Regions from separate parts of the Homo sapiens genome. Here regions 1, 2 and 4 are each linked to region 3. Evidence: chromatin contacts called from ENCODE Hi-C or POLR2A ChIA-PET data. All regions are on one chromosome and are shown on one strand. The core of a region is the stretch at or near the end of the contact, and the rest is flanking DNA. Distances in the headings are between cores, read along the strand shown.

What was found. A loop is a pair of places that touch in the nucleus more often than their neighbours do. ChIA-PET counts read pairs that join two places held with the same protein, here RNA polymerase II (POLR2A). Pooled maps may share reads with other maps.
Region 1: a pooled map shows a loop between it and region 3 (4-fold over the local background). The contact joins the enhancer-like site here to the promoter of ZNF768 in region 3. A Hi-C loop is called at or near these places in 2 of 50 pooled maps. POLR2A ChIA-PET finds 5 or more read pairs at or near these places in 4 of 52 experiments (GM10248, WTC11, activated naive CD4-positive, alpha-beta T cell and 1 more).
Region 2: a map of heart left ventricle shows a loop between it and region 3 (2.5-fold over the local background). The contact joins the promoter of ALDOA here to the promoter of ZNF768 in region 3. A Hi-C loop is called at or near these places in 5 of 168 maps with a recorded cell type or tissue (dorsolateral prefrontal cortex, heart left ventricle, heart right ventricle and 2 more), 2 of 37 single-sample maps with no recorded cell type and 21 of 50 pooled maps. POLR2A ChIA-PET finds 5 or more read pairs at or near these places in 7 of 52 experiments (Caco-2, HEK293, K562 and 4 more).
Region 4: a loop to region 3 is called in a pooled map, with 3 times the contacts of the local background. The contact joins the promoter of ZNF629 here to the promoter of ZNF768 in region 3. A Hi-C loop is called at or near these places in 1 of 37 single-sample maps with no recorded cell type and 4 of 50 pooled maps. POLR2A ChIA-PET finds 5 or more read pairs at or near these places in 4 of 52 experiments (A549, AG04449, activated CD8-positive, alpha-beta memory T cell and 1 more).

Annotation. Positions count from the first base shown.
Region 1 is chr16:30,164,674-30,167,929 of GRCh38, forward strand. No RefSeq gene overlaps it. Among named protein-coding and RNA genes, the nearest start is that of CORO1A, 17 kb to the right of the region's middle. RefSeq lists an enhancer at 1,413-1,672. Within about 2 kb of position 1,703, at least 6 of the 41 ENCODE cell types and tissues checked have a DNase peak (open chromatin) inside an H3K27ac peak, as active enhancers do.
Region 2 is chr16:30,063,658-30,067,257 of GRCh38, forward strand. It overlaps ALDOA (aldolase, fructose-bisphosphate A), which reads left to right and starts at 2,103. Exons shown (of 10, transcript NM_001243177.4): 1 at 2,103-2,270; 2 at 3,228-3,381; 3 at 3,577-3,600. The coding sequence starts at 3,241. LOC112694756 (uncharaterized LOC112694756) reads left to right here. Exons shown (of 14, transcript NM_001365304.2): 5 at 72-591; 6 at 767-848; 7 at 3,577-3,600. The coding sequence ends at 185. RefSeq lists an enhancer at 1,154-1,934 and silencers at 1,931-2,200, 2,241-2,420.
Region 3 is chr16:30,524,698-30,528,160 of GRCh38, forward strand. ZNF768 (zinc finger protein 768) reads right to left here and starts at 1,869. Exons shown (of 2, transcript NM_024671.4): 1 at 1,629-1,869; 2 at 1-1,354. The coding sequence starts at 1,716. RefSeq lists enhancers at 1,315-1,374, 2,955-3,254 and silencers at 1,575-1,624, 1,645-1,964, 2,055-2,884.
Region 4 is chr16:30,785,589-30,789,184 of GRCh38, forward strand. It overlaps ZNF629 (zinc finger protein 629), which reads right to left and starts at 1,617. Exons shown (of 3, transcript NM_001080417.3): 1 at 1,440-1,617. RefSeq lists an enhancer at 1,567-1,686.

The DNA.
Region 1 (3,256 bases), core at 453-2,952, 360 kb before region 3:
ATTTCTCATTATTCTGGGATTTTGAGCAGAAGCATCCTGAGAAAGGAAGCAAAACCTTTTAGTCTACTGAAAGGATAGGCCTGTAATTGTCACAGAATAACTTCTACCACATTCTATCAGTTAAGCAGTCATGGGAGCTGGGTGTGGTGGCTCATGCCTGTAATCTCAGCACTTTGGGAGGCTGAGGTGGGCGGATCGCCTGAGGTCAGGAGTTTCAGACCAGCCTGGCCAACATGGTGAAACCCCATCTCTACTAAAAATACAAAAATTAGCCAGCTGTGGTGGCGTGTGCCTGTAACCCCAGCTACTCAGGAGGCTGAGGCACGAGAATCGCTTGAACCCAAGAGGTGGAGGTTGCAGTGAGCTGAGATTGTGCCACTGCACTCCAGCCTGAGTGATGGAACAAGACTCTGTTTCAAATAAGTAAGTGAGTAAGTAAGTAAGTAAGTAAGTAAATAAATAAATAAAAGATGGATCAGAAGAAGGTGAGATGGCCTGCAGATTACTTAGGGGGTTCCTGCAATGGTAGAAGCAACTCAACTCAGGTAGTGTCGGTAGTGATGAAGAGAAAAGGGGAGATTCAAGGTCAAGACTCCTCACTCCAGGAGGCCCTCCCTGGGGTTCTAATGGGACATGCAGGTCAGAACCAGGAAACACAGAGACAGGTTTGTACCTCAGAGACAGGCTGAGAGTCATCAGAGTTTGCAATTGAAGCTGCCTATGTGGATAAGATAGTGTGGGGAGTTTGAGTGCAATAAGAAGAGATGGAGGTGCGGGACTCACGTCTGTAATCCCAGCACTTTGGGAGGCTGAGATGGGTGGGTTGCTTAGGGCCAGGAGTTTAAGACCAGCCTGGGCAACATTATGGGACCCCCCCCGCCTCTCCAAAAACCAGAAGTATTAGCCAGGCATGGTGTTGCACGCCTTTAGTCCCAGCACTTTGGGAGGCTGAGGCAGGAGGATCGCCTGAGCCCAGGACTTTGAGGCTGCAGTGAGCTGTAATTGCACCCCTGCACTCCAGCCTGGGTGACAGAACAAGACCCTGAATCTAAATAAGTAACTAAGAGGTGGAGTCCTGGGAGGACTCTGGGTGTAATGAGTAAAGCAGAGGAAGAGACACCCCACAGGGGATTGACAGAGAAAGCCATAGAGAAAGATGAGAACAAGGGGAGGGTGCGTCGTCGCATATTCGAAAGGAACATGTTCAAGGAGGAGGCATAGTCAGTAGCATTGGATGGACACCAAAACGTGTTTGCCTGATTTGATGACCAGGAAGTTACTGGTGGCCCTGCTGAGGGCAAATCTTTTTTTTTTTTTTTTTTAATGGAGTTTCGCTCTGTCACCCAGGCTGGAGTGCAATGGCTCAATCTCGGCTCACTGCAACCTCTGTCTCCCGGGTTCAAGCGATTCTCCTGCCTCAGCCTCCCCAGTAGCTGGGATTACAGGTGTGCGCCACCACACCCAGCTAATTTTTGTGTTTTTAGTAGAGATGGGGTTTCACCATGTTGGCCAGGGTGGTCTTGAACTCCTGACCTCAGGTGATCTGCCTGCCTCAGCCTCCCAAAGTGTTGGGATAACAGGCGTGAGCCACCGGGCCTGGCTGGTGAGGGCAAATATATGTGGAATGGCGAGGGCAGAAGACAGACTCAAGTAGGTGGAAAAGTAGGAAATGAGGAAGTGGAGACAGTGAGTGTCCACCACTCTCTCAAGAAACTCACATGTGAACAATAGGAGTGAAATAGGGAAGTGGTTTGAGGTTGCCAAGTTGAGAGAGGTTCCCCCTGCACACAGGAACCTGGGTGTGTTTTATATCCTGAAAAGAGAGGGTCTGCAGAGAGAGGCCTGCCAGTAGAGGAGAAAAGGGTGAAACGATGAGGTGAGATCACTGAAGAAATGGGAGGAATGTGTCCCAAGAGGGATCGGCCTTGGGCCCAATGAGAACCATTACTTTAAAAACATTTTTTTAGAGACAGGGTCTCCTTCTGTCATCCAGGCTGGAATGCAGTGGCGCAATCATAGTTCACTGAAGCCTCCAACTCCTGGGCTCAAGGGATCCTCCTGCTTCAGCCTCCCGAGTAGTTAGGACTACAGGCACATGCCATCACACGTGGCTAATATTTTATTTTATTTATTTATTTATTTATTTGAGACAGAGTTTCGCTCTTGCTGCCCAGGCTGGAGTGCAATGGTACAATCTCAGCTCATTGCAACCTCCGCCTCCCGGGTTCAAGCAATTCTCCTGCCTCAGCCTCCCAAGTAGCTGGGATTACAGGCATGCGCCACCACGCCTGGCTAATTTTTTGTATTTAGTAGAGACAGAGTTTCACCATGTTGGTCAGGCTGATATCGAACTCCTGACCTCGGGTGATCCGCCCGCCTTGGCCTCCCAAAGTGCTGGGATTACAGGCATTAGCCACCGTGTCCAGCCCATATTTTATATTTTGTAGAAATGGAGTCTCACTATGTTGTTCAGGCTTGTCTCAATCTCCTGGCCTCAAATGATCCTCCTGCCTTGGCCTCCAGAAGTGCTGGGATTTCAGGCATGAGCCACTGTGCCCGGGCAGGAGTGCTTTCAGAATGTGAGTCAGTGCTGACCCTGCAGGTAGATGGAAGATCAGGGCCACATGAGGAGGTGCCAGGCTACCAGAGCAACCTCTTGCCAATGAAACTGTTACTTCTTTACCTGGAGACTTGTGGGGGCTCCGTGCTACTCACTGGAGAAAACTCCTTGAGAAGGCTCTGTTTGAGGTCCCCCATGCTCTGCCCCTATGGACCTTCCCAGCATTCTGACCTTTCCTCTCACCCCAAGCATCTGAGGCCCCAGCCTTGGGGGACAGCTCTCCATTCCCTAAAACGTCATGATCTTTTCCTGCCTTCATCTGAATGGCTCTTCTCCCTCCTGCCTCTCTTCTTTGCTTGGCAGACTCCTATTCAATACCTAGTTCAGGCCAGGAGCAGTGGCTCACGCCTGTAATCCCAGCACTCTGGGAGGTGAGGCAGGCGGATCACCTGAGGTCAGGAGTTTGAGACCAGCCTGGGCAGTATAGCAAGACCCCATCTCTAAAAAAATAGAAAAATTAGACAGGTGTGGTGGCTTGCACCTGGAATCCCAACACTTTGGGGTGCCCAGGCGGGCGGATCACCTGAGGTCCGGAGTTCGAGACCAGCCTGGCCAACATGGTGAAACCTGTCTCTACAAAAAATAGAAAAATTAGACAGGTGTGGTGGCTCACACCTGGAGTCCCAGCACTTTGAG
Region 2 (3,600 bases), core at 853-3,352, 460 kb before region 3:
CCCTTCTCCCCTTAGAGAGCAACAGACGTGGCCCCATCCCACCTCCCTCAACCCTCTCTCTCCTCCCTCAGGACTGGGCACCTCGCTGCCCCCGCTGCTGCCCACTCTGCGACTGTGCCTGTACGTGCCAGCTCCCCGACTGCCAGAGCCTCAACTGTCTCTGCTTCGAGATCAAGCTCCGATGAGGACCCAGGGCCCCTGCCCTCTGGGGAGCGGCCAGCCCCCAGGGCCCATGTGCCCTCCTCCCTGAAGAGCCTTTCCCCACGCCACTGGAACCACAGATGGCCTGCCGAGCACCCAGGCCTGGGAACTGGAAGTGGCAGCGCAGGGCCTGGCTCCCTGCAGGGCAGGACTCTTGGCCGGCTGGACGGCAGCTCCTCTGGAGGGCCAGAAAAGAGAGGGGCTAGTGCTCGGGCAGGTGCCCTGGCTTCCCTTCCCCTCCACACGTCAACGATTCTATTTGAAGTTGGGCAGGGGGGTGGCGCTGCTCACCACACACAAGTGTTATAGGAGGAGTCTGGCCCTTGAGTACCGGGTACGCAGGGGTGCCTCAACCACACTCCGTCCACGGACTCTCCGTTATTTTAGGAGGTGAGTGTAGTGCCAGTATCTACTCTCCTTCTTAAAAAAAACCAGGGCTCCAGAGAATCAGAACAGCCACCATCACCGCAGGGAGTCAAGGGAGGAGGGAGATTAGAGAAGGAGCCAGGGAGGGTGGCAGGGAGGCCACGTGATCCGAGTCCCCTCACCCCTTTCCTTCCCACAGGTCCCTGGCCAAAGATTTATTTCTCTTGACAACCAAGGGCCTCCGTCTGGATTTCCAAGGAAGAATTTCCTCTGAAGCACCGGTGAGTGGGCAGGGGCTCCCTCCCCATCAATAGGGCCGACCCAAGTCTTCCTCCCCCTTCCCCCATGCCGGGCCCCACGATAGTGTGAATGTCAGGGGCTTCAGGTTTCCCTAAATATAGGTCCCTGCCAGAGGATCCGTGGCGGGAAAAGGGCAGGGGTCATTAGAGAAGATCGGGGACACATGTGGGGCGGGCAGGAGCTGCCTTATAACCAGCCCGGGAACCCCTAGCTCACTCGCTGCTGACCAGGCTCTGCCGGCTCCTTCGGCCTCGCCGCAGGTGGGCCCCTTGCAGGACCGGGCCGGGGTGGGGATGGGGTTGGGGTTGGGCCAACAGGGTCCAGATGGGGTCCAGGTGAGGAGGGGAGATTTGGACGATAGGAGCAGGGGGCTCAGCATCTGGGAGGCAGATCAGTTCGGGGACGGATTTTCTTTTGGAGAAGGAAGTCAGGCTCAAGGAAGACGTTTGGCAGGAACTGTGACCCCGCATGCCAGAGGCCGAGCAGCGGCCGGTGCATAGCCGCGCATTCTGGTTTTCTGTGGCGCAGAGGACTACCAGCCTGGCTGCGGCGGCCCGGCGGAGAGCGCGCACGCATGCGCGACCCAGCCCGGCCTGCCAGCCTGGAACTCGGATGGGGAGGTCTCGCCTCCGCGCGCCGCTAGTTCCGCCGCCTTCTCGCGCTCCCTGCGTGTCCTCTCGATGCCCTTTCCTCCGCCTCCCTTACGCCTGGGCCAGTGACAGGGTGTCGGCTCCGCGCCGATTCAGCCCGCGGGCGAGGCAGGCTAACGCACGACTGCGCGATGTGGCCCCTATGGTGACACGCGCTGCAGCCGCGAAGACCGGAAGCTGGGGCGGCCCCGGGCCGCGCGCGCTGGGCCTGGGAGGCGAAACTCAGCTTCCTTCGTTTCCGACTTTTCCATCCGCGTCCTCCACTTCCCCGTTCCGCCCTCCCCCATTGCCAACATTCTGGCTGAGTCACGGCGCCCCAGAGCGCGCCAGGCTGGGGGAAAGGAGCAGAAGGGAGGGCCCTAGCGACCCGCGGGATGTGGTCCGAGTCACGTCCGAGGGGGGTGGGGAGGGATCGTGTTCTCGGCGCCCGCCCCTTCCTAGCGCGGCCTCTGGGCTGCGCCTCTCGGGGGCGGCCCGTAGCCCAGTCCGTCGCCTGCCATTGGACGCCGCCCGCTCCTCGTAAAGGAAAAAGCTCGGCGGAGGGCGGAGTGGTGCCTTTAAAAGGCCGGGCGCCGCCTTCCGCCTGCCCGCCTCCTGCGCCGCCCCTTCCGAGGCTAAATCGGCTGCGTTCCTCTCGGAACGCGCCGCAGAAGGGGTCCTGGTGACGAGTCCCGCGTTCTCTCCTTGAATCCACTCGCCAGCCCGCCGCCCTCTGCCGCCGCACCCTGCACACCCGCCCCTCTCCTGTGCCAGGTGAGCGCCCCTCTTCACGTGCGGGGACCAGGGACCGTGGAGAGGGATCTTGGGGGCAGTGGCGGGTTGGGCGTCCGCGTGGAGGCCTCCCCCATCCCATGCCAGCGTCTCCCCACTACCAGGCACACACAGGCTCCCCGGCCCCTCCAGCCTGAGGTCCTCTAACTGCGCAATGCAGCGGCTGCGCGCGCTGAGTCATGGCGGGGGAGGAAGCCGGACGAGATGAAGGACCATTCTCCCCCTTTTCTTGCAGGGACCCCTGTGGCAAAGGATTAGGGCCCCTTAGCCCTGGCGGGGATCCTAAGAGGCAGTGAGGGGTGGGGGCCGGCCCATGTACAGCCCCAGGGTTCTCGCAAGTGGGAGCTTGGTTTCTGTCCTGGGAAACGGGGCGCCCTTCGCGAGGAGGGAAACCCCTCCGCGGTGCTTGATGCCCCCTTAACACTTTCCCTGTCTCTCCTTATCGGGCGACCTTGATTCTGAGCCCGGAACAGCTGCAGCCATGCGAAGCGACGGGAGCATTTTTCAGGGGAAGGCGCTTGCTCCTCCACGTTCTTGCCCCGTAGGAACAGTGACGATGGCAAAGCTTACCGCTTTCCTCGCCTCGGGCTAGGGCTTGTTCCGCCGCCCTTTCCTGGGCTTCTCCTTGCTCTCTTATATTTTTCCTAATGCCCCTTTCCTACCACCCGCCCCCTCCCTTGTGGGGAAAAGCCTGACCTTGGGATGTCCTTGAAGCCTTGGAGCCCGGGCCAGCCCTGGGATCTTGAGGGGATTGGAAGGAACACCCCAGTGGCAGTCAGAAGAGCTGGGTTCTAATCTCAGATCTGGCTCCGGGGTTGCTGTGTGGCTTGAAGCACAGACCTTTCCCATATCTGGGCCCTTTCCCACGAGGGTGTTGGGCCCTCTGCTTGATTCACGATCTTTACATTCTAAAATACTCCGGTTCGGTTTTGTTTTCAGGCAAGGTGACCCCATGGCAAGGCGCAAGCCAGAAGGGTCCAGCTTCAACATGACCCACCTGTCCATGGCTATGGCCTTTTCCTTTCCCCCAGTTGCCAGTGGGCAACTCCACCCTCAGCTGGGCAACACCCAGCACCAGACAGAGTTAGGAAAGGTACAGGGGCAGGCCTAGCAAAGGGAAGTTGGGCGTAAGAGAGAGCTGGGGACCAGAAGTGCCCCAGGGCCTGCTGGGTGTGGGGCAGGGGAGGTAGGGAACATTTCCCTGACCTCCAGGAGAGGGGCCCTGGTCATCGGGAGATGATGGGAAACCCTAGCTAACTAGTCCTTCCCCTCTGTTTCCTGTATCCAGGAACTTGCTACTACCAGCACCATG
Region 3 (3,463 bases), core at 619-3,118:
CCCGTGTGGGAGCGCTGGTGCTGGATGAGAGTGGAGGAGCGATTGAAGGTCTTGCCGCAGTCGGGGCAGCTGTAGGTGCGGCCTGGCAGGTGGGTGCGGGCGTGGATGGCCAGCACCGAGCTCTGGCCAAAGCGCTTGCCGCACTCAGGGCACTTGAAGGGCTTCTCCCGGGCGTGGCTGCGGGCATGGGGGATAAGGGCCGACCGCTGGGAGAAGCTCTTGCCGCAGATGCCACAGCTGAAGGGCCTCTGACCGGTGTGCACCCTCTGATGGCTGCGCAGGGACGAGTTCTGGCTATAGCACTTGCCGCACTCGGTGCAGCTGTAGGGCCGCTCGTGGCTGTGGGTGCGCTGGTGTCGCAGGAGGTAGGAGCTGTCGCCGAAGGCCTTGCCACAATGTGGGCACTTGTAGGGCTTCTGGCCAGAGTGAGTGCGCTGGTGGCGAAGCAGGTAAGAGCTGTCGGCGAAGGCCTTGCCGCAACGGGGACATTTGTAGGGCCGCTCGCCAGTGTGGGTGCGCTGGTGTTTGATGAGGTCAGAGCTCTGGGAGAAGGCCTTGCTGCAGACCTCACATTTGTAGGGCTTCTCACCGGTGTGGATGCGCTGGTGCTGGATCAGGGTGGAGCCCCGCCCGAAGCTCTTCCCGCAGATGCCACAGATGTTAGGCCGAGGGCCCTGCCCACCCCTGGCCCGGCCACCCCGCCGACCTGGACCTCGAAGGGCTCCTGTGAGACCCAGGGGATTCTGAAGCATCTCAAACTGCGGTGTAGACAGCAGGGCCCCTGTGGGCATCTCAAAAGGTGGCCCTATGGGCAGGTCCCCTGTGGGCTGCTCCCCAAACCCCTGAGTGAAGGAGTCCAGGGGGTGAACTCCTACGGAGATATTCAAAGGACTCTTTTCCTCGGGGTTCAGAAGCATCTCCGCACCTTCCTGGAATTTGGAACTTTGAGCTTCAAATTCTGGGCTTTGGGTTTTGAGCTCAGTGTTCTGGGATTCATATCTAGAGCTCTCAGATTCATAGCCAGGGCTCCGGGGTTCATACCCGGGGCTCCGAGGTTCATAGCCAGGGCTTTGGGGTTCATACCTAGGGCTCTGGGATTCAAACTCAGGGCTCTGAGAATCTGATTCAGGGCTTCTGGGTGCAAACTCAGGGCTTGGGGGCACAAGCCCAGGGCTTCGGGACTCAAACCCCGGGCTTTCAGGCTCAAATCTGGGGCTTTGGGGTTCAAACTCTGGGCTTTGTGGCTCAAACCCAGGGCTCTGGGGTTCAAGCCCAAATGGTATCTCTTCGACTTCATAGTCCCCACTGCCTTCTTGCTGAGAAATTTCCTCTTCCTCATTCTCACTCATGTTGCCTGCAGGATGAGAGAATCCAGATCGTGTGAGACCTGGAAGGTCATTTGGTCCATTAGCAACCACACACCTCCCACCTCACATGCAGGGTCGCTGGCCCCTAGACAAGTGCTGAAATTCCCACGCCCCCCTCAGCTGACCCAAGACACCCCAGTCCCCGCCGGCCCCTCCTTCGAGTCCCAGGTGTCCCAGCCCCGGGCCCTCGCTCCCTCCCTGGAGCCACAGCCCCTTCTCCTGCGCGCAAGTCCACTCCTCGGACGGGCGCTCCCTCCTCACCTCTGAGGTACCCTTCGGGGCTCCTCATTTCGTCAGAACTCTGCACATCCTGGGGCTCGAGGCCCCACGGCAACGCCTCCCGCTCCATCCCCGCGGGCTCCCAGTGCAGCGGCGGCGGCGATGGCGGCCGATCCCGCGACCCGGCCTCGGTTGCCCCGAGCCGCGGGCCCCCGCCTCCCGCCCGCTCAGCGCCGCCCAGGGGACTCGGCGGCCCAGCCCGGGCCCCCGAGGCCGGACGTCTTGACCCCGCGCCTCTCCAGCGCGCCGGGCCCCTCCCCTGCCCGCGGCCCCGCCCCCTCCCAAGGTCTCGGCCTCCCCGTGGCCCTCACTGGCCCCCGCGCGTCGCGGCCTCGGGGATGAGGGGCTTCGCGACTACCCCGGCGGCCCCCGGCCCCCGCTCCCGCCCGAGCCCCCACCTTCTGGACCCCGGCCCCGGGCTGGGCTGCACTGTCCAACGGCCGCCCAGCACCCCCCCACCCTCCCCCGCACAGGAAGTGTCCGTCCGCGGCCAGGTCCCCCCGCCGGCTCGCGCCGCGGCCTCTCTAGGAGCCGCTGGAGGTGGAAACTCGTTGGCATTAACCCTGGGCTGGAGGGGCCCGGCCACGGGGTGGGTGAGGACCGGACGCCCCGGAGCCCGCGGGGCTACCGGGGCAGTGTGTGTGCCTATGTTCTAGGTCTCCGTCCCTCCAGAGGCCCGTCTGTCCATCTCCCGGGCCCCGCGTCGTCGGTGCGTGTGGCCAAGGGCGAGGCGACAAGCGAGACCAAGGTCAGCGAGAAGGAGCGACGCTTCCCGGCGCCAGCGGGGGCGGTGTCTCGCTCCCTCCCCTCCCGGGCCTCCGGGTCAGCTCCGGCAGCGCCTCGGGAACCGGGACGGACTCCCCTTGGCCTCGCCGAGGTCCTTGAGCCTGGGACCCCCTCCAGGAACTCCGCTCCCCGGCACCTGCGCGCGCCCGCTCCCGTTCCTCCGGCCCCCACCCAGCTCGGCTCCCCTGATCCTCCTCCTCCCTCCTCCCTCCTCGAGGGCTAGGATAGTTGCCAAGGAGACAGCCCCGCCCCGGCTCCCAGAGGCACAGCTTCTCCGCCCCAGGAAGCCCGGCGGTTGGCCGATGGGGCTCGTGCTCTAGCCGCCCCGCCTCCTCCAACCCCGCGGACGGCTGGGCGTTAATGGTCGCCAGGGAACGCCAGGCGCCTTCCTGATTGGCCGGGAGTGCTGTGGTCGGGTCCGCCTCCCCTGTCGGCCAGAAGCGCCTTCAGGAGGTAGTGGGAGGGAGGTGCCAGGCATCTCCCCTCCAGCCCGGCCTGTGCCATCAAAACTTTTCCCGCCCCCACTTAGCCTCCATTATGTTTTATGAAAGCCAGAAGATCTGAGGACAGACACCCTTCCTCCTCGTCAGCCTCACACCCCTTGCCTCTCCCCTCCACCTTCCCCAGCGCCTGAGTTTAACTCAATCCCTGGCAGCCTTAGTCCCTGTTGTTAGATTTCCTCACAGGGAGGCAGGATTCCTTCCAGGTGAGGGTGATACAAAGGAGAATTGGACTGAGAGAACCATCTGGCCTTCGAGGCATCTAACAACTCTCCAGTCTTGTCTGACTCGAATGGAGTCTTGCAGAGGAAGGGAACCTGAGAAACACTGCCTCGGGCGCAGCTTTGAATTGAGGAAGTGAGCCTGGACAGACAACTTAATATCATCCAGTTCTTGTCTTTTTTTTCTACGCTTCGTGCTGAAACAAGTTTGGCAGCGTTCTTGACAGTTAACGAGCCCGATGCCCCTGTGTGAGCAGGAGCCATGGATCGTGTTTTCTTGTCGCCTACCCAGACAAATGAAGGGAAGAGA
Region 4 (3,596 bases), core at 367-2,866, 260 kb after region 3:
TGCACCCATGAGCTGGAACCATACTCCCCACCAAAGCCCTCCTATCCCCACTCCTGCCCGGACCCTCCTTCTACTCCTTTTGTCCTGCTTTCTTGAGGCTGTTTCCCAAGCCTAGCCTGGCACTGAATAGGTGCTCCAGAAACTTTGTTGAATGAATGAATGAGTGAGATGTCCCTAGCCCCTGGAACACCTGTTTGGTCTAATGCCTTTAAAGATCAGTTTGCAAGGGGATGGCAGCAAAGGAGCAGGAGTTCCAAGTGGCCCCCTGGTAAAATAAATAAATAAATAAATAAATAAATAAATAAAAACAGCCAGCTGTCACTCCAAAAATGGTGAGATGAGTTCAGGATGAGGGAATGGGGCCACAGGAACAAAGCGCTTGAAGGAGGTCCCACACCATTTACACCCTGCAGAGAATCCCTGGGTGGGGCCTGGAAACTTTGGATGGCTGTGTGAGGTGGGCGCTGTGTGCACAGGGGCAGTGGGGCAAGGGAGACATGGCAGGAGGCGCTGAGAGGTGACCAAGGTGAAGCAAGACTGGCTGCACCCTGCCAAAGAGCGGTAGGAGAGACAGAAGTTAGCGTTTAGGAAGTAAATTAATTTCTTCATCTCTGCAGCTACTTAAGCTCCGAGAATCCCCCCTCCCCGCCTGTAAGTGTCTTTGGGGTGGTGGAAGCGGAGACCTCTGCCACACTGGGGGCTGCCTGATGTCCGGTCCGGGAAGGATGCCCTGCTGTGTTTGCTCGGGACAGGTAAGAGTTTGTGGACCTCGATGGTCTCCAAAAAATTCTCCCCTAGTGGTCCAGAGTAGGAGGGAAAGGGTTAATGACAGGGCCGACACAGAGCATGGACGTGGGAAGACCGAGGGAGGCCGAGGCGCTGGGAGCCCAGGCGCCAGGCACGCCAGCCTGAGACCTCGCGATGGCCCCACTGCAGAGGGAGGGAATGAGGAGCCGCCTCCCGAGAGATGTGGGGAACGGCCCAGGGTGACCCTGACATGGAGGCGGCGGGAATGCGGCCGCCCGGCCCGGCCCCCCCACCGCTTGGCTCCGGACTTCTGCTCCCCCGGAGCCGCGACCCCCGTCCCGCTGCTGATACAGAGCCTGGGCATCCGCCCCTGCCCCGGCCCCCGGGGTCCCGGCTCCTTCCAGCACTGCCAGGCTCCTCCAGGGCTGCGCTGGCAGCGCTGGTCCCCGGCCCCGGCCGATCCCTCTTCCCAGAATCCCCAGGCTCCCCTCCCCCGCCACCGACCCCCGCGCTTCCCAGAATCCTCGGCCCTCCGCGCCCCCCGCCCGCCCCCACCCCGGCCACAGCCCCGGGCGCGGGTGGGGGGCTCAGGCCCGGGCTCCCGGCCCCCGCCTCCCGGGCCCCATTGTTCCCCGGCGGCCGTCCCGGGCACTCCAGGCCACCCCCCGGGAACCCAGGCGTCCCCAACTCACGGCTCTGGGGTCTGGGAAAAGCCGGAAGGCGGAATCCAGCCCCAGGGGACTTAACCCCTTCAGTGCCCTGCCTCGGGGGACGGACTGGGCGCCGAGGACTCTGGGGTCCTTCTCAAGGGGTGATTCCAGGCTGAGGACCCGGGGACCAGTTCAGGGTGACTGGGACGGAGCAGGAAGTGACCCCAGCTTCCCGGGCCCCTCTAGCCTGGAGTCAGAGCATCAGCTCTATGGGATTTAACCCTTTGCCTCCCGCAGCCTGGGGAAAAAAGGGGACAGCGGTGGGAGCAGGGAGGAGGCTGGGACGACGCCCCTGTCCCCGTCTCCAGTGGGAGCAGGCAGCGTGGGCATCTGGGAGAGCCCCGATGCCCGCGAGGGTCCCTGGGCTTCTGGCCGCTCTTCATTTCGCAGGGGCTCCGCCGGCCGCGCCCGGAAAGCCCTATCTCAGATTTGGCGGCTGCTGATCCCCTGAGGCCAGTCTTTGTTTGGACTAACCCTGGGATGGGGCTGGGGTGGGAGCAGGGGCTGGCAGAGCAGACCTGAGAGGGAACACCCTACGCACTAAACATGGCCTTAATGCTTGATGGAAGTCATGGCTGCAGGAGTTGGGACTGCAGGAACAAGCACAGCCGGGAAGGATTTGCAATAGCCTGTGTTCCAGCCCCTCTTCTCCAAACACCTCCCCTCAGAGGAGGAAACTGAGGCTCACGGTGGCAGGAAAGAAGCCAGTGGGGGTTCCCTGGCCAAGGAGGGAGAACCTCTTTTCTCATAGCTCAGAGGGCACCCGGCTCACAGCAGAAGAAACCTTTAAAAACCCAGGAACACTGGTGGCCTCTCAACGTCCAAGTTATCTATGCTCGCAATTTTTACAGCCTTTCTTTCTTGTCTTCCTTATCACAGTCCCATGGGATAAGGTTGCCCATCATCCCCATTTCACCGGGGAGGAAACCAAGGTGTGAGAAGCGACTGGTGTACTTAAGGCCACCTGATTCTTTCAGTTCAACACACTGCATTATTATTCCTGGGCACTGTGGTTAACACTGGGGTGGGCATACCTCTGAGATGCATGGAAATTGGGCTTTCTACCCTTGGGAAGTTTGGTATTGTGTATGTGTTACAAACACAGAGGAATCCTGGGAGCGTGCAGAGGGCTCTGTCCAGAGACTGAGAGGCTGGGGGGAAGAATAAACCAAAGGTCAGAAATTACTAAAGGCAGCTGGGTGCGGTGGCTCACGCCTGTAATCCCAACCCTTTGGGAGACCAAGGCAGGCGGATCACTTGAGGTCAGGAGTTTGAGACCAGCCTGGACAACATGGTGAAACCATGTCTCTACTAAAAATACAAAAATTAGCCAGGCGCAGTGGCTCATGCCTATAATCCCAGCACTTTGTGAGGCCGAGGCAGGCAGATCGCTTGAGCCCGGGAGGCAGAGGTTGCAATAAGCCAAGATTGAGCCACTGCACTGCAGCCTGGACGACAGAGTGAGATCCTGTCGCAAAAAAAAAAAAAAAAAGAAGGAGGGAGGGAGGGAGAGAAAGAGAGAAAAGGAAGGAAGGAAGGAAGGAAAAGAGAAAACAGGAAAGAGAAAAAATTGCTAAAGGCCAGGCCTGGTGGCTCATGCCTGTAATCCCAGCACTTTGGGAGGCTGAGGCAGAAGGGTAACTTGAGCCCAGGAGTTTGAAGGCTGGGCAACATAGTGAAACCCTGTCTCTACAAAAAACTTAAAAACAATTAGCTGGGCAGGGCGCGGTGGCTCATGCCTGTAATCCCAGCACTTTGGGAGGCCAAGGTGGGTGGATCACCTGAGGTCAGGAGTTCAAGACCAGCCTGACCAACATGGAGAAGCCCCATCTCTACTAAAATACAAAAATTAGCCCAGCGTGGTGGTGCATACCTGTAATCCCAGCTGCTTGGGACGCTGAGGCAGGAGAAGCGCTTGAACCTAGGAGGCGGAGATTGCAGTGAGCTGAGATCGTGCCATTGCACTCCAGCCTGGGCAACAAGACCAAAACTCGGTCTCAAAAAAAAAGAAAGACAACAACAACAACAAAAACAAACAATTACCCTGGCGTGGTGGTGCATCGCTATGGTCACAGCTACTTGGGCTGAGGCAGGAGAATCACTTAATTCTGGGAGGTGGAGGCTGTAGTGAGCCATGAT